Linked DNA regions of Mus musculus: region 1 is linked to region 2. Evidence: chromatin loops called from intact Hi-C (ENCODE). Cell type or tissue: heart. All regions are shown on one strand. Each heading gives the region's core, and the rest is flanking DNA. Links, peaks and the distances in the headings are about the cores only. Region 1 has its middle 21 kb from the start of Gm11728. Region 2 holds the start of Mgat5b (mannoside acetylglucosaminyltransferase 5, isoenzyme B).

What was found. Hi-C counts contacts between places; a loop is a spot of excess contacts. Peaks named below come from ENCODE experiments on the same cell type or tissue, not always from the same donor. Only the 100,000 strongest peaks of a DNase experiment are listed, where the experiment ranks them.
Region 1: it touches region 2 in a loop (5-fold over the local background); 17 of 42 quality-filtered maps call a loop at or near these places.

The regions. Positions count from the first base shown.
Region 1 is chr11:117,014,547-117,023,758 of GRCm38, forward strand. No RefSeq gene overlaps it. Among named protein-coding and RNA genes, the nearest start is that of Gm11728, 21 kb to the right of the region's middle. In heart, for the core only: a CTCF peak has its summit at 4,106 (motif pointing left); a DNase peak (open chromatin) is centred at 4,055; H3K4me3 peaks cover 597 bases; H3K27ac peaks cover 1,189 bases.
Region 2 is chr11:116,913,521-116,922,732 of GRCm38, forward strand. Mgat5b (mannoside acetylglucosaminyltransferase 5, isoenzyme B) reads left to right here and starts at 5,343. Exons shown (of 18, transcript NM_172948.3): 1 at 5,343-6,023. The coding sequence starts at 5,956. In heart, for the core only: a CTCF peak has its summit at 5,270 (motif pointing right); a DNase peak (open chromatin) is centred at 5,291; H3K4me3 peaks cover 2,000 bases; H3K27ac peaks cover 1,170 bases; H3K27me3 peaks cover 6,627 bases.

The DNA of each region.
Region 1 (9,212 bases), core at 299-8,298, 100 kb after region 2:
TCTGGTGTATCTGAAGACAGCTACAGTGTACTCACACACATAAAATAAAAAATAAGTCATATATATATATATATATATGACATATATGAGGGAGAACAGAAACTCAGCTGTCACAGAAGTGGGGAAATGATTTACTAAGGACAGAGATGAGTAAGATAGAAAACAATCAAAAGAAAGATTGGATTGGAGAGATGTCGGGGGTTAAGATGCCATCTGCTCTTCCAAGGTCGGCTCCAGCACCCACATAGTGTGATTTACTACGTCTTTTAACTGCAGCTCCAGGGATCCCTCCTCTGGATGCCACAGCACCCACACTGACAGAACAAAGATGTGGGGCTGGAAAGATAACTCAGTGGGTGAAGTGTCTACCTGAATCCAGTCCCCAGAACCCAGATTTTTCTTAAAATGTCAGTTATTTGGGTGCTGGAAACGGAACTGCCTATAACTGCAGTTCTAGGGAACCCGATGCCCTCTTCTTTCCTCCAAGGTCTCCTGCATTCACATGGCATGCAAACACACACATAAAATAAAAATACATACATACATACATACATATATACATACATACATACATACATACAAAAGGCAAAAGTTTGCCAGTCAGTAGTAGCATACACCTTTAATCTCAAAACTTGGTGGGCAGAGGCAGGCTGACCTCTGTGAGTTCAAGGACAGTCTGGTCTACAGAGTGAGTTCCAAGACAGCCAGAGCCACACAGTGAAACCCTGTCTTGAAAAAAGAAAGCAGAAAAAGAAAAGGGAAAAATTTTTTAAAAAAAGCATTTAAATGTTTTTCAGCAGATATATGAGACTCATTCACATTAACATAGAGAATTAAGATTCAGAAACCACAAATTATACAGCAATGAGATAAATCTAGTTTAACCATAGAAAAATAAAAACTCTTAAACCAAAGAGATAGCATAACAAAGAGAGCAGACAAGCCGCATGGGATCTCTCCAAAGCACTGCATTGGTCCAGAGATGGCTGAGCAAGTAGAGGCGTTTGCCACCAAGCCTGACAACCCAAGTTAGACCTCTGGAGCCCATGTGGTAGGAGAGAACCAACTCTTACAAGGTGTCCTCTGACTCTTTCCCCCACAATCAGTCAATGTAAAATAAAATAAAATAAAATAAAATAAAATAAAATAAAATAAAAACCAAGCTTAATCCTAGCTCTTGGGAGGAAGAGGTAAGGCAAATCTCTGAGTTCAAGGCCAGCCTGATCTACAGAACGAGTTCCAGGACAGCCAGGGCTGCACGGAGAAACCCTGTCTCGAAAATAAAAATATAAATAGAAGCTCATCATATCATTTGGGTTAACAGGGAGGGGACAGTCAGGAAAGAGCATAATAGGTAAATGGATAAGGAGACAGGTGAATGGATAGTTGAATGGGTGGGTGGAGTGAACCTGAGAGACGGGTAGGGATAGATGGTTAGCTGGGTACATAGACTGGTGGAGAGATGGGGATTAGTTGTGGGGGGTGGGGGTAAAGTGGGGGGGATGGACAGCTGACAAGATGGATGGTTGGAAGGATGGATAATGAGGAAGAGTGAGTGTATGGATGAGTGGAACGGTGGGTAGACTAATAGATGAATTGATGGATGGATAGGAATGGGTAAATGAGTTAGTGGGTAGGTAGATGGATGGATGGATGGATGGATGGATGGATGGATGGATGACTGATGGAAATAGATAAATGAGTTGGTGGATAGGTGTGTGGATGGATGAAAGGATGCATTATGAGGAAGAGTGGGTATACAGATGGATGGATGGATGGATGGATGGATGGATGGATGGATGGATAATGAAGTTGAGTAGGCAAATGGATTAATGGAGGGATGACAGATGGATGAACACAGTGTATAAAAAGAAAGGCACACCACGCACACACACCTGTACACCTGTACACCTGTACACCTGTACACCTGTACACCTGTACACCTGTACACCTGTACACCTGTACACCTGTACACCTGTCCTGGAGATAGGCAAAGGCTAGATGTTTGTTACTGCTTTAAAATGGTACATTAATATAAACTTTGAAGTCAGGATCCACCTGACCTCAAGCCTGGCCCCCAGCTGTAGACACAGGAGATGGTTGCCATTGGAAAAGATAGCTTTTTACCCAGCTTACAGAGAGGGAGCATGCACACCATGGGGTGGGAGTGGGGATGCACTGGGGACGCAGAAGGGTCACTAGGCAGGGCTAGAAGAGAGATTACAAGTGAGCGGCTTTACTGGGGTTCCTGAAGGAAGGGTGGCTTGCTCCTGTCATCTGAACCACTTCTGTGTACGCTGCGGCATCACAGTGACCTGGACCCCCCAGTTGTCCAATTCTTAGCCCCGGGGTGGCCAGGGCAGGGTAGATAGTGATCCAGGCTGAGTCCAGGAGAGGATGTGAATGGGGTACAGGCTCTTGGAGTTGTTGGAGCTTAAAAATCCTGCCCGAGGAGAAGGGCTGCTTTCAAATCAGAGTCAGTGTGTGTGGTGAAACTGGGGGAGGCAGGAGTCCAGGGTAAAGAGAGCTAAGCAATCACATGTTTTTTTAAAACAGGGTGTGTCTGGGTCTGTTTTTTGCAGCCACAGGACAGATGTTAAAACATCCAGTTTGCAGACCCTGACACGTGGCTGATCCATTTCCTCTGTGGGTGTTGCTCCCCTCTGCTCCTCGTTTTAATTACCCTTTCTTGGTAAACAGCCTGCTCCTTCTGGTACCTCCGGAGACAGAGATGACATTAAACTGCCAGAAGCAAGAATTTATTTTTGTGTGTATCCTACTTTTAGTACCCAAAGCCCAGTGGAGCCTCTTTAAGCCCTGGGTTCTTAGCCATCACCTGCTCTGTCAGACAGAAGGACCAGGCTGGAGAAGGGACTCAGCCTGCACACACCTGGCAAGCACTCTTCCTCGGAGCTGCAGTCTTGCTCCTGAATAATCCTGAAGCAGTGGTTTCAGGCTATCCAAACACCAGCCCAGCTGTTCCATTCTCCACCAGGAGAGCTAGATACTCCCAACCCACAGCTCATAGCATCCAGACCAGCAGACAAGCCTGGTTTCTCCAGCAGCTGCTGCTGAGGAGCTGCCTTGAGCCAGCAGGTGCCTTCTCCCAACTTTGAATCAGAAAGAGTCCCCAGGACTGGTTCCCAGCCTCCGTTGCCTGGGAAACACTTGGGCTGTGTTCAGGAGTTCCTGGTATAGAACGGATACCTTCAGGGATCCGAGCTGTAACTAAGCAGAGTCCCTGTGCTCCAAGGCCTGAGTGCTTGGCTTTGAATGTGAAATGTCCCCCAAAAGTGAGTCTGTTGCTCCGTCTCCAGCAGACTGTGCTGTTTGGAAGATGATTGACATTTTAGGAGATGGGGCTAGAGGCATTGAAGATTACACCTGGCTCCCTGTGGCATCTCTGGTTCTTGCCTGCCTTCAGGTATGCAGTCTCTGTCACACACTCCCAGGTCATGCGGTTTCCCTGGAGAGATGTGAACAAGGGATCTATTCTCCAACAACAGACCAAAGCAATCATTCCTGCTGGGACTGAGGGTTCACAGACTTAAACCAGCCTGCTTAGGTGAAGGTCACTGAGACCAGGAAGTGAAGCCGGTTGACTTTGGGCCAGGGTGCTTCTGGTTGACTAGACTGAGGGGAGGCTCTGGCCATGGAAGTGGAACTATCTGGAAGCTAGGGAGCTTATTGGTACTTTGACCCCTTGATGGGGGAAGTGAGCCTTTCTTTGAACCCTGAGGCACAGGCTACTCCTTCGAGCTGGAACCAAACTAGCAACCTAAGGACGGTCGACAGATGGGTACAGTCATCTGATAGGAGATGGAACAAGGGGTTTCTAAGGCTACCCAGCTCACTGGCAGCCATTACAGAGCATGATTGTTTCAAGAGCTTCAAGGCATCGATTCATATCCAGGCGCACAGCGTACTGCTTGCTTCTCTCAGTGGCCTCTCTTATCCACTGGTTCACATTCTCACCAGCTCCACCCCCATTTCCTCCCGCTCGCTCCCTCCTGGGGACAACTCTTACCCACCCTTGCTGGCATTTTTCCGTCTAGCTGGTAGTCACTAGCGTTTGATGAAGGAAGAGGTGCCCTCTAGCGGACTGTGCCCAGAGAGTGCAGGCTAGCTGTTCAAGTGTTGCCTAACTGTGAATTGCTCATGGCTGACTGGAGACTTTCAGAGCTCAGATGCCAGCTCAGATGAATCCAGGAAGCCTCCATGTGCCCAGAAACCTGTTCTGTTTCTCATAGGAGCTGCTATCTGGGCACCAGTTGGTTAAGGTTGTCCTGGGCCAGTCCCTGCCTGGGGCACCACACGTTCTGATGTCAGCGTGCATTCTCCTCTGGGATGAACATTCTGGAAAATGTAGATAGAGTGCAGAAAAAAAGAAAAAAAAAAAAAAAAAGGAAAGAAATCAACCATACCTGAGCCTCAGCTAAGCAAATTCTGACATGCAGTAAAAAGACTAAAAATTGGGATCTGAGCTGAAGGTGTAGCTCAGCTGACAGGGTAGGGCCCTGGGTTCAATTCCCATGGCGTAAACCTGGTGGGATGGTGCAGACCTGTAATCATTGTGCTCAAGAGAGGGCAGGAGAATCAAGAGAGTTCAAGGTCATTCTTAACTACCTAGGGAATTTGGGGCTAGCCTGGGCTACATGAGGATTTTCTCTCTCTCTCTCTCTCTCTCTCTCTCTCTCTCTCTCTCTCTCACACACACACACACACACACACACGCACACGCACACTAAATGTTCAGACAATGAGCAAACACAGCGATTTTTGATAAAATAAAATATACTATACACATTTCCATGCCAGGCATTTGCAGCCACCAGCATCCCTTATTTTTGAAGTATGGAAATGTACATCGTTCTAAATTGCAGAAGTTTAAAGTACGGGAAAGGCACCAGGCAATCAATGCTAATTAGGTTCTTATCTTGGTTAATGAAAATAAATATTGAATTTATGGGAGAAGTCTGGAGGGGGGCCCTGCATGCAGACAAGGCTGGGCCTGTCTTCAACCCACAGGAACCTCTTAGGACCTACCGTGCGGGCAGCTCCCAAGCTGACTCCTGTTTAAGCACCCTCAGCATCTCCCCCATGCTCTCTGGGACTGGATCCCTGTGTTTGGGCCCAATGGTGTCCAGAGGAGACCAGCCACCCTCAGAGTCCGAGGCCCACCGTATTCTGTTTCCCCACAGGCACTGTGCTCTGGGCCAGTTGCCTGCTCTGCCCTGGATGAACCCAGGCTTCAGAACAAAGTCCTACACTAGCAGAGCAAGGTCCTTCTGGGCACATGGCAGAGCTGCTGGGAGATGGGGCACGGACGAGGGACTGGAGTAGCCACAGTGAAGTCCCACAGATGAGGGGTTGCGGTACACCAGCAAGGCATGCTCTCAGTCTGGAAGCCAGATGTTCAAGGTTAGAGTCTTGGCAGACTCAGTCTAGTGAGGGCTTGACCCACAGACGGCTCCCTCTCTCTACGGCCTCGTGGGAGTGAAGGGCATTCAGAACTCGCTGGGACTTCTTTGACAAGGGTGCGCATTCCACTCACAGAGTTCTGTCCTTTGCCTCATCACCTCTCATGGTCTTGTATCCCAGTTCCACCCCCTTGGATCTTGATTTCACCACAGTGGGGTATATCATATAACGCTGGTTCACACCTCTCATATTGTCAAGATCCTCTACCACCAGTGCCCAAGCTGGCTGCTCCAGGGTGGGCTGCAGTGACTCTCCTAGGCAGCGTGATAAACTTCACAACAGCCCCCTGGGGCACTGGCTCACACAGGCAACACTGACAAGCATTGGAGACCAGGCCCTCAGAGAGCTGAGTCCCATCTGTCTGTCTGAGGACGGCACCTTCAGACTGTCACTTGACAGGACATTCAGATGCCCCTAGCAGGCCCAAGGAACTGGCACAGAGGGATGTCTCAGGCTCAGATGGTGGCTCTGCCCTTGGGCCAGCTGGGAGGCCCCGGCCACTCACCCTGTAGGAAGCTTCAGACATGTTCAGTTCAGTAGGTAGGAGCTGGAGTGACACCTCTGGACAGACAAAGCAAAGATTTGTGTGTCCCCCTCTAAAGCCTCTGGGCAGGAGCCATGGTGACATGTGAGCTTTAGTCATTGAAGTCACCACTGGGCTTCAGCAGGTGTGCCGTGCCATGGGGCAGATGTATAATAGGAAGGGAAGGAGGAGGGAAGAGCAAATGAGTGGGGCCACGTTAATAAGAGATGGCGAATGAATAATGAATAACCCTAAGAATCATTTAGGCGCAGCTCCTGTGGGGCCAGGGGCTGCTCTAACAGAGCTAACACTTATTTATTTGTTATATATATGATTTACATTATTATTTATTAATTTATTTTATATGAGTACACTGTAGCTGTCTTCAGACACACCAGAAAGGGGCATCAGAACTCATTATAGATGACTGTAAGCCACCATGTGGTTGCTGGGAATTAAACTCAGGACCTCTGGAAGAGCAGTCTGTGCTCTTAACCGCTGAGCCATCTCTCCAGCCCCTATTATTTTGATTTATGTCTGGATGCCCTGTGCACCCAGTGCCTGTGGAGGTCAGAAGCAGGCATTATATCCCATGGAGAGGGAGTTACAGGTGATATGAGCCGCCTGACCTGAGTTCTAGGAACTGAACTCAGGTCTTCTAAAAGAACAGCAGCAACTGCTCTTAGCTGATAAGTGATAAGCCACCTCCCTCTACAGCCCTCTCTTACATATATTTTTGAGACAGGGTTCTATATAGCCCAGGCTAGCCCTAAACTCATTACTTCATATATCTGGTCCTCCTGCCTTTACCTCCTGAGAGTACACATGTGTCCCACCCATCATGCCTGGTCTCTGCAGTGGTGGGTGTGGAACCTAGAGCTCTGTGCATGCAAGCCAAGCATGCTACCAAAGGAACTCTTCTCCAACCCACTAAATTTACCACATTGACTCAGCAAATGCTTACACCACCTTGTCATGTGAACCCTGTAAAATACCTACTTTGCAGATGGGAAAACTAAGGCTCAGACCAGTTTTTCAAGGTTCCACAGCTCACAGGGGGCAGAAGCCAGGTCCTAACCCAATCTGCCAGCTCAGGGCCACTAACTCATACATTCTACAACTCTTGAGCATTCAGATCAAGTCTCCTCTCTTCACAGGCAAAGTGGGAACAGTGGGTGGGGACTGAGGTACTGGGCAGGAAGAGGGTCAGAGGGGTCATCTACTGAGGAAAGAAGCGATTTGCAGGCCTCTCTCCTACAAGTGAGGTGTGAAGTAAAGACATTATGTTCCTGGCTTCTGGCAGCCCCAGCAGTTCACAGGGACAGAGAGGGATAAAGACAGCCAGCCAAGCTTGGGAACGTTAGCCATCAGTCTGCTTTCTACGGAGTCCTAGCGTCCTCAAGAGCTCACACCTGGAGAGGGATGGCAGGCACCTTCCTATGGGCTCTCCAGGTGGCCTCTCAAGCAGGAACCAGAATGGTAGGTGGTCCCTACAATCACCTCTAGATTAGATTAAATGGGGTCGAGCTCTGTCTTCCTAAGGCAAAAGATTAAACTCCAGATGGTTATTGGCTGGTTTTTTTTTTTTTTGTTTTTTTTTTTGTTTTTTTTAAAAAGAGCTTTGAAACAGCAACCGGCCACCAGATGAAAAGGCAGGGTCTACCTAGTCAGATAGACAGCTTGCTGCTTCTAGAATAAATAGAGGGGACGATTTGCAATCAGATTCTCCAACCATGCACAAATGCAACCCTTGGGGAAGGGAACTGGGGAGTCTGTGGCTTATTCCAAACCAGCCTGAGCCCAAACAGGTCTGCTGTCTCCCCCTGGACACAGTCTTCTCTGCCCGCTAGTCACCCCCAGCCATACCTCATGACCCATACCTGATGTCACTTCCCTCTGAACCCGCAGAAGTCACTACTGCAGCCGTCTGTGAGCTCATGTGTCCTCACTGGATGACAAATCCCAGCCCCCTCCAGAGTGCTTCCCATTCCCAGGACCCCACACACGGCACACACGATGCTGTTTTCTCCCTCACACCAGCTCTGTGCAGATAACATATAAGACTTTCAGATTCAAGCTAGGGAGACGGCTGAGTGGGTGGAATGCCTTCCCGTCTTCAGCACCCGAAGAGAAGTAGAGAAATCCTGTACCTGTGTCTTGGTTAGGGTTTTACCACTGTGAATAGGCACCATGACCAAGACAACTCTTATAAGGACAACAATTAATTGAGGCTGGCTTACAGGTTCAGAGGTTCAGTCCATTATCATCAAGGCAGGAAGCATGGCAGCATCCAGGCAGGCATGGTGCAGGAGGAGCTGAGAGTTCTACATCTTCGTTGAAGGCTCCTAATGGAAGACTGGCTTTCAAGCAGCTAGGATGAGGGTCTTAAAGCCCACACCCACAGTGACACTCCTATTCCAACAAGGCCACACTTCCAAATAGTCCCATTCTCTGGACCAAGCATATTCACACTATGATGACCTGTAACCCCACCCTTGAGGGAGGGGCAGAGACAGGAGAATTCAGAGTCTCATTGGCCAGCCAGGCTAACTGGAATGGCGAGTTCCATGTTCGAGACTCTTGTCTCAAAGAAGATGGAGAAACAGTTGAGTAAGGTACCTGGAGTCAAGTTGTCCCCTCCATAGGCACACAGACTTACTCTTACATGGAACACATTCAGACCTCCCCCTACACACACACACACACACACACACACACACACACACACACACACCATTACAGCCATGGACTTCCTAAGCTCTATCCCAAAAAGCCTCCATGTGGATGCTGCTTTTGATCCATCTGATTAGGCAAAAGGGAAAGGGCATTGTCAAGGCTGTAGGACACACCCTCTGGCACACTGGTCCTGCATGTCACAGACAGTGGGTGGCCATCAGACAATGTCAACGCAGGGCCATTGACTTGATCGAGGGCCTCTGCAGCATGTCCTCAACCTGTAATGACACAGGCTCTCTGGAATGAGGAATGCATGGATAGTTGTTGTCGTGGTACAGGAGAAAACCTAAATGGCAAAAAAAAAATTGGAAGGAACATACTGAGGCTGGAGAGATGGCTCAGTGGTTAAGGGCACCAGCTGCTCTTGCAGAGGATCTGGGTTCAGTTCCCAAAACCCACATAGCGGCTCACAACCATCTATAACTCCAGTTCCAGGGGATCCAATGCCCTCTACTGGCCACTGTGGGTACTG
Region 2 (9,212 bases), core at 769-8,768:
TCTCTCTCTCATTCAGGGATTAATTCATGTAAGTACTCACACACAGCTGCTACCTACCTACCCAGCAGAACTGCCAAGGTACAGTAGCTCTGTTCTCAGCTCCCACAAGCTGTGCAGCAGAATGGCATAAATAAAAATAAACCCCAGACGCTGCTTTTCAATCGGAGGATTAGCCTAAATGTTGTGAAACAGAAAGCATGAAATATGCATTGGAGAAGCGGCCCTCCCTGATCGGTGGCCTCCTGACTGGCTCTAGGCGCAGGGTGCAGGGTGTGGGGCTGGTTTTCCCGCCCGCGCCGTTGATGATTTGTGTGCGGTGTCGGTAAATGCTGTTATGACATTATTAATGTTCCGCACTCCAGCAAAGGACAATGGCCTATTGCCTCGTAATGTGCTGTCTGCTGCTGCTGCATCGTGAGCACATGAAATGGGGATTTCAAACTCCGTAAACGGCTTGCTTCCTCCTGCCCAGGTCTGTGCGCTGCAGAAGCTTCTTGAAGCCCTGGGAAGGCAGGAGAGGAGTCACAGCTCTGATGGCCAGATAGGCCCTGAAGGAACTCCAGTGCAGGGTGCATGGGGGGGGGGGGGGGGGAATCAGGGATGGACGACCGGAAGCTCCAGGGAACAGTTTACTCTTAGGCTTCCAAATTAAATTCAGTATTCACCTTCCTTCCTAGGCAAGATAGTGTGTGTGTGTGTGTGTGTGTGTGTGTGTGTGTGTGTGTCTGTGTCTGTATCTGTGTGTGTCTGTGTGTGTCTCTGGGCTTGAGAAGAGAAAGAGGAGGGCTTGACCCCAGGAAGCTGGCCTTGCTAAATGAGTGGGGCCACAGATACTCTTCTGCCCCTGGGTGGTACCATCCACAGAGATGCTGTCAGGCAGGCCATCAAGTGGATTTTACTGGCCTTACACAATGTTCTAAAAATATTGAGCCTACATTTTTAAATTATGCAACTTCACAGATTTTTGGCTTCGTTTGAAGTAAGTAGCTGGGCCCATGGCCACACAAAGCTGTGACTGTCTGTGCAGTCCTCAGGGGATACAGGTCCTCAGCCATCTCTAACCACTTTGTCCTGTTCCTTGAGATCCCCGTGAAGGGCTGGGACAGCACCGTCACCAGAGCTCCCAGAAGGATTCAGCCCTCTGATACAGTGAGTTCAGAGATCCGGCTTCCAGAGAGTACAGGGCTTTTCTTTTCATGCTGATGTGCTATGGTAACCTAGGCAACAACTTCAGTGGCTTTACTGGTAGGTTTGACCCACTGGTCCAAGACCCTGAATATGGGTACCTCCCTTACTTTTTAATCTTTTCCAGAGGGGCCTCTTACACTTTCTTCAGCAGAGGAACTCACTACCACTCGGGCCTGCTGCTGAGTCTGGGTTTCTCCTGGCACCTTCAGCCCGGGATGCCAGGGAGAGGGACTGAAGCAAAGTAGTTCTCCCACAAAGAAGAAAGTAACTGAGAGGAAGACGGCTCAGGTCAGGAACCCTCTTGAGCTGACACATCTTTCGAGGTGCCCTCCAGCAGGCCTGCCTCAGTTTCTACTGCCTGCTCCAAGATGGCTTACTTAGGAACCCTTCCCATTAACATTTAAAAAGGAAAGGAAGAAAGCATGGTGCTATGCGCCTCTAATTCTCATACTTGGGAGGCAGAGGCCTACCTGGTGAGTTTCAGGCTAATCAGGGCTATATGGAGAGACTCTGTCTCAAAAAAATTATGATGAATGTGGTAGTTTAGGGCTGTGATCCCAGGACTTGGGGAGGTAGAGGCAGGAGGATCAAGAATTTAGAGTCAGTCTCAAAATATAGAAAGTTCCAGACCCACCTGGGGGAGGGGCGTGCCCTGAAAGAGAATGGCCTCCACAGGCTCTTGTGTTTGCATGCTTGCTCCTCAGGTGGTGAACTGATTGGGAAAGGTTAGGAGGTGTGGCCCTGTTGGAGGTGTGCCACTCACTGGGAGTTGGCTTTAAAGTTTCAAAAGTCCTAGGCAAGTCTAGTGCCCCTCTCCTTCTGACTGCTGTCCGCCAATCAGGATGCAAAGCTCTTAGCTACTACTCCAGCACCATGGCTACCTGGGTGTTGCCATGTTTCCCACCATGATGATAATGGATTAACCCTCGAAAAGTGTGAGCAAGCCCCAAGTTAAGTTTTATAAGTTGCCTTGGTCATGGTGTCTCTTCATAACAATAGAAAAGTAGACACTGGGCTATATGAGACCTTGCCTCAAGACAAAGCACAGGTGTGCCAACAGGGTGACATCAGGGACCTAATTAGAATAAAGCTTTGGTCTTGCTGAGTTCCACAGCTGAGTCTGCTGTGTCCCAGGGGTGAAGACCCTGGGTCCATTCTGCAAGGCTCTGGTTTTGGGGTTCTGAGACAGGGACTCAAGTGCAATCGTTTGTCTGGGAGCTGACCCCAAGAGTATTGGCTGAAGAATGACAGTTGTCATGGGACAGAGAGGGTGGCTATTCTCAGACACAAGGAATCATAGAGTAATGGGCAACTCAGCAACAAGAGCGCTGTCTTACCAGGAGTGTGTGGGACACGAGGCTCGGAGTATCACACCTAAGTGGGACACAGGCAGGATAGCTATCTGTTGCTGCAGGGTGTTTCTGGGGCCACCTCAGTTTTCTCCCTGAAAGTGGTCATATCCCCACAGCCTCTCCCCACAAGCAGAACTGTCTCAGGAACAGTAGTTTTAGTGTGTAGAGGCGAGTGTAGAGGAGATGCAGGCACCAGTGGTGCCAGCTACAGCAGACAGAAATAATGGCAGGCATCCACATAGCAACCTTGTGAAGCCAGTGCTATATAAATAGCCCGAGTCACAGTGGGGGAACTGAGGCACAGATCTCTTGTGTTCAAGGTTACATAATACTAGATTCATAATTTCTCTCCTACTGTGCCCAGCAAGGGGGCCATGTGCACTGAACTGGACTGCAGAGACAAGGCTGGCAAAAGCAAGCACACGGCTAAACAATCTGTCATAGCAAGTAACCCTCGCTCTTCCTCTGCGTCTCCACTAGCTGTGAGCCTGCTGCTCAATGCAGAGGCAGGCAATCCCTCTGCTGTCTATATGGACAGTTCCAATAGAGTAAGATCCAGAGGAAGAGGTCAGTGGGGAGCTACCTCCTTCTGAAACAGAGTCTCATGTAGCCCAGGCTGGACTCAAATTCACTGTGTAGCCAAGGCTAGACGTAAGTTGCTGATCCTCCTCCCTCCACCTCCTAAGCACCAGGATGCTAGGTGGACACCACTCCTAGCTGGGAGTGTCCTTTCCCATGTTCTAAGTCCAAGTTCTGGTTGAAGGAAGGCCATTTCCCCAGATGGTACACTGCAGTCATACCTACTAGGGCAGACAACCCTCAGGGATGTCAGAGAGGCATAAACAACCCCCCTTGAGCTTGGGGAGATGGGAGGTGTCAGGTCAGAAGAGACATTCTTTTGTGTGTGTGTGTGTCATGTGTGCATGTGTGAGGTCACATGTATGCCATGATGCAAGTGTGAAAGTCAGGGGATGTGAGAGAGTGGGCTCTTTTCTTCTACCTTGTAGGTCCTGAGGTCACCAGTCTCCCCATGCTGAGCCATCTCTCAGCATGCTCAGCATCTCTCATCTCTCTGGACCACATTCAAAGTTCTTGACTTTGAAGAGCCAGCAGAGCCTTCGTGGTCTTAAGACGTTCAGGCTGGATCAGCACTACCCAAAACCAGACAGGCACGACTCTGGTCAGGAAGTGCCCCAAAGCCTTGGGTACCGAGTATAAGACAGTCTGTGATGGTGAGTCTCCTCCCCAGCTCAGGAGAAAGCCCTTTGCTCTGGCTAGTTTTTCGTTGTTATTGTTGTTGACACAAGCAGGACTTACCAGTTTAGAAACTGTCTTCTATCATAGCGGTCTACAGGCAAGCCTGTGGGCATGTTCTTGATTAATAATGTAGGAGGTCCCAACTCACTGTGCTGGTGCCGCCCTGGGCAGGTGGTTCTGGGTGGTGTAGAAAGCAGACGGGAGCCTTGGAGAGCAAGTCTGTAAGCAGCACTCCCCCACGGCCTTTGCACACACCCACCCACACACACCCCCACAGTCTCTCTGTCAGCTCCCGCCTTCAGGTTCCTGCCTTGTGTTTCTGCCCTGACTTCCCTTCATGATTGACTGCCAGGGGAAAGTGTTAGCCAAGCATAGCCTCTCTTCCCAAGTTGCTTTTGGTCAGGATATTTATCTCGGCAACAGAAACCTAATTAGGACACCCGTGTTTTCTTCCATCTTAACCTGGTTCCATCCAAGCACCCTGGCATCCCCAGGCCCTTTGCAGCTTTCTCTGCCTCCCTTGAGCCTTTCCTTACCAGCGGTGACTGCTTTGTCTGCTTCTCCACCAGCGTTCACCTGTTACCTAGTTGCCTTACTCCCGCCAACGAGAAAACAGGCGATAAATTGGTGTTGGCGAATTGATGTGTTCGCTCGCTCGCTAGGTAGCACATTTGCATTGAGCAAGGGCAGTCTGACCGTGCCTCAGTGAAAGAGTGACGGATGGAGGAGGGAAATTCGGGCACTCCAGCCAGCTGGCTAAGGAAATGTCTGAGGGCGATGGGGTCTCTGCTGGGCCTCTAAATCATGCATCTTGTCTGGGTGCCTCCAGCTGCCACAAGCCTGGGTGATAATTTCATTCCTGGCTGTCAAGACCAAACTCACATCAACTCTAAGTGAGGAAGTGACAGGACAGTACACACACACACACACACACACACACACACACACGCAGGGATGGTGTGCGCAGGGCTCAACAATGCTAAAATTTAAGCCTGTGGGTTTGGGAATTGACTTTAAAGAGCCTTGGTGAGCTTTTTGGTCATTAGTTGTATACTAGAAAGCCCGTTAACTCAGTGATTGAGAGGGTCCAAGGCTAGACCTCAGGCATACAGCTGACGGCTCCTGGCATGAATGCCACAGCCCCAGTTTATTATAGGCAAGTGAGAAGTGGGAGGACTCGGGGAGTTTCTCAGGGTGGGTGGGTGTTGCCGAGAGAATCAGCGGGTGAGAAGCCATAGGTACGGAAGCTCTTGGGGGTGGTAGTGGTGGCTCGTGCTCTGCAGGAGAGACAAGGGTCCCCTCTCCGCGCCCCATCTCCCCTGCGCGATGCAGTTACCGGAGCAGCCTCGGCTCTCCGGTCTGCTGGATGCCCTAGGAAGTTGCATGGTCCAGGGAGGGGCGCAGAGCCATGGCTCCCGCGCTCGCGTCCCCCTCCTCCTCGCACAGCCCGGGGAGGGAGCGCAGCGAGACTGCGGCCACCAGATGGCGCTCAGGCGCCGAGGAAACGCGAGGCCGCTCCCGGGCCGCCTCCTCAGAGGGAACAATGCGGCGCCTCGGGTTGTAGCGCCGCGCGGGAGCCCGGAGCCCGGAGCGCGGGTGGCCGAGCGACCGAGCGGGCGAGCGGGCGGGCGAGGACGAAGGCAGGCGAGCGCGCAGCCGTTCCTTCCCAAAGCCATGGGCGCGGCGCTGCGCGCGGCTGCAGAGCGGCGCGGCCGGAAGGTGCGGGGGGCCGGGGTGCGGGCCTGGGGCCGCCTCTAGCCGGCTCTGAGGGCGCGGGCCCCGGGAATGAGGGCGCCCGCCGCGGGAAGCCCGTTTGCGCGCCGCGGCGCCGTCCCGCCCAGCCAGCGAGCCTAGCAGGCAGACGCGCGGCCGGCGATCTGGGGGCGCGCCGCCTCGCCTTCCCCAAAATGTGAATCGGGGAGGGCGGAGACGCAGAGAGCGCCCGGCCCCAAGCTCTCGCCGAACCCCTGCCCTGCGCGCCCAGGCCGCGCCGTGCCCCGCGCGGGGCTGCAGAGCCACCGTGCCCCGCGCTCCCTCGGTGCTGCGACCCCCCGGCTTCGGCCCGCAGCGGCTTCGTGGTTCCCGAGGCGGTCAGAGCCGGGCCCAGGACGGTGCGTCCGGCCTCGCCCCCGGCTTCTCGCCCAGACAAGTTTGAACAATGATCACAGTCAACCCAGATGGGAAGATAATGGTCAGAAGATGCCTGGTCACCCTGAGACCCTTTCGGTAAAGTTCTCTACTGGTTGGCGCAGGGAGGTCAAGACCTCCCCAAGGGGACTCATGGTGGAGCTGGGCGAGGTCGGTCCCCTCAGGGGGTGCGAGTTCGGGTGGCAAAGGAGGTTCGCGAGTCTATTCTCGATGAGGGCCATGGGGATGGGAAGACGGAATTAGATAGGGTTGGGGTATGTGTGTGTGTGGGGGGGTGCGGGTCTGGATCTTTCTTGAGTTGACCAAGATTGGAACGATATCAGGTATAGAGAGGTGAGCATGGAGTCAGAAAACACCAAGATCAAGGTCCTGGGCTCCAAAGTGGCCCCAGCCAGCAAGTCCCTTTCCTGCCCCTTGCGGTCTTTTTCATCTCTTGTCGGTCCTATCTGAGCTGCGAAGTTACTGTGGGGTGCCTAGGAAGCACCCCTGGTGTCCCGCCTGTCTCCTAGGTCGGCCCGCCCATCCTCTGCCTAGTTCATCCCCCTTCCTCTCCCCCTCCCTCCCCCTGCATCTCACTCATCTTCCTGGTGGGGGACAAACCTGGGTCTGACAGGAACGTCCCCAAGATTGGGGCAAGGACCCCCTTCTGCTAGGGATTCACTCCCAATCGCGGATCTCCAACAGACTAGATAGGCATAGCAGGTGCATGGAACACCTCCCTCCCTCCCTCCCTCCCTCCCTCCCTCCCTCCCTCCCTTCCCGTGGACAGTCCTGGCCAGGCAGGGGTGCAGTTTGTGAGAGACTCGCTAAGACCTGTTGGTCCAAGAAGGGACCCCACTTCCTTCCCCCAGACTCCAGCAGAGCTAGGCCCCGAGGCCAGACTAGGGGAGAGGGTGTCTGGGAGGCCTGAAGTACTGCCTTGTTTGGCAGCTGGGCTTCAGAAGACACAGAGGGAGAGATGGGCACCGTTGTGGGGGTGGGACTCGGGACTAGGCCACAGGTGGAGTCCGATCATAAACCTTAAGGCAGGTGCTGGCTTTTCTCCCAGGTTCTGGGTTGATCCCCGGTACCTCCAGACAACCTCCTGTACCCAGCTGGGTTGGGGCTGAGGTGATGTGGCCCACCTGCCTCTTGCCATCAGCATGCTGGGCCAGTTCTGTGGGGGCTGAGATGGCAGCCTCTGGGGACAGCAGCAGTCAGGTTGTCTGTGTGAATGCAAAGGTCTGTAGAGCCGGAGGACTGAGGGCAGGGTTTTGAAGTGTCTCAGAAATCCCTGGCCTAAGATGCCCAGGGAAAGACTCTGGCTTTTCCAGAGCTATACTGGATTCCTGCAACTTGAGAGGGTTCTGGCTGGTCCCAAATCCCTAGTCAGCTTTGTAGCCCGCTGGAACCCCCCCCCCTTACCTCCCCCCCTCCCCCGTTTCTGAAGTCAGGACCTGGTGTAATGACTGCAAGCAGCGGTCTCCAGCACCACAGACAGCGCCCTCAGCCCTAAGCCCGCCCTGAGCCCGCTTTCCCTCCTGTGTGCCTGAAGACAGGATTCCCAGATCAGTTGCCACTCACTCCCAACCCTTTAACTTCACCTCCTGTCTAGGCTGGTGGAGACCCTTAGCAACCAGTCTTCTTCAGGCCCCCTCAGAACTTTAGATTGAAGGCCAGGGGCAGCTATCTGATTACATCACCCTAACTTCATTTATCCCCAAGGGAGGTCTGGGAATGCTGTCTCTAGCAGAGTTCTTGGCCAGGCCTTTATTTTATAGGTGCCCCTGAGATGTTACCTGTGTGGTTGAGACCATCATATGTATTATACATGACTACTGCTTTTGGGGTTCCCTGGACTCCAAGTGGGGTAACTGGTAGAGAGATGCTAAGAGGTATATTGGGGCCTCAAAGTCCAGGCTGAGGGTGTAGACCTTCCTCATGTCAAGCATCCTGTATCTCCAGCCTGAAACCCAGTCCTATGGCTGAGTCAGGGTGGGGGTTGAGAGACTGGAACTCGGAAACCCCTCCCCCTCTTTTTTTCATCCTTAGGCTTAGAGGATAGTTGCCAGTCTCCCATAAGATCTCTCTGAGTGTGCTCTGAACCCCACTTCCCTTACTTTGGAGGGATTCAGTGAGGTCCCTCCAAAGTAAGAGAAGTGTCCTTTGTACCATCTTTCCTACTGCAGCTCACCATGATCCCCCAACAAATTAGGGGCACGGCTGCTCCTGAAGCAGCTCTTGGGAATCTCTGAGTCTAGGTCCTCTCTCCCTCCCCGACTCAGTTTCTAACAGCTTCCTTAAATACGGGCTCGAAATTTGTTTTGTTTCTTCTTTTCTTTGGCAATTATGTGTTTTCCTTAATGAACCAAATTTTAATTAAACACTACTCTGTCGGTTTAAAATAATGGAGATTAAATAAATGTGTACAGCAAGTCTTGCAGAAAGACAACAAACAGTCCCCTAGGTTGGGGACAGAGCGGAGGTGGGACAGGTGGAAGCACCTGACATGACTTTTGGGGTCCTCTTGGTTATCCTGGTTCTATATCACGTGGGGTTCCTCACTCTGCCCTGGGGGTAAGGGAGGGTCCCCTTTCAGCTCTGACAGTCCATCAAGTCCTCTGATGAATTAGGGGGGGGGGTCTCAAAACCTCTCCTCCCCGCCCTCTCTCTGGGCTGTGCTGCCGGCTCAGGGCTGTGCTGCCGGCTCAGTCTTGTTCAGAGCCCAGCATGGAGCACTGGGTCTGGCAGAGCTTGGGGCAGGGACTCTAAGCCCGGGTTCCAGCTGTCACTTCAGGTTACTTGAGTGTCTGGCACCTCTTAGATAATGACTGTGTGCTGAAAGAATGCATGATGTCATGTTTTGGCCCGCTCCCCCTCCTGCATGACTGCAGGCACACTTGTGTGACACTCCATGCCTGGGTGGGAAGATGTCCTTATTCCTCCCCTCGGTGGTGCAGGTTGACAAACCAGGGCATGCGTGACTGATAGAGAAGTCTGTGGGGAGAGTGGGCACAGCTGGGGGTGGAGGGGATGTGGCCTTGCCTTGAGACTGTGTCACCTAAGAGTGTTGGGGGCCTGTGGCACCCTATGAGGACAAGTGAGCTCATGGCAGATGGCAGAGGCTGTATGTGCAGTGCCTAGGGTGGCCCAGGTGATTGATGGGAGCCAGGTGGGTCTCACTGTTTAGTCGGACCAGTGTTTTTCACATGTGAGTGTGGACCAGAGTCACTGGGGAGCTGGATAAAGAAAGCAGATGGCCTGCCCTGTCCCAGCATCTCATCCAGG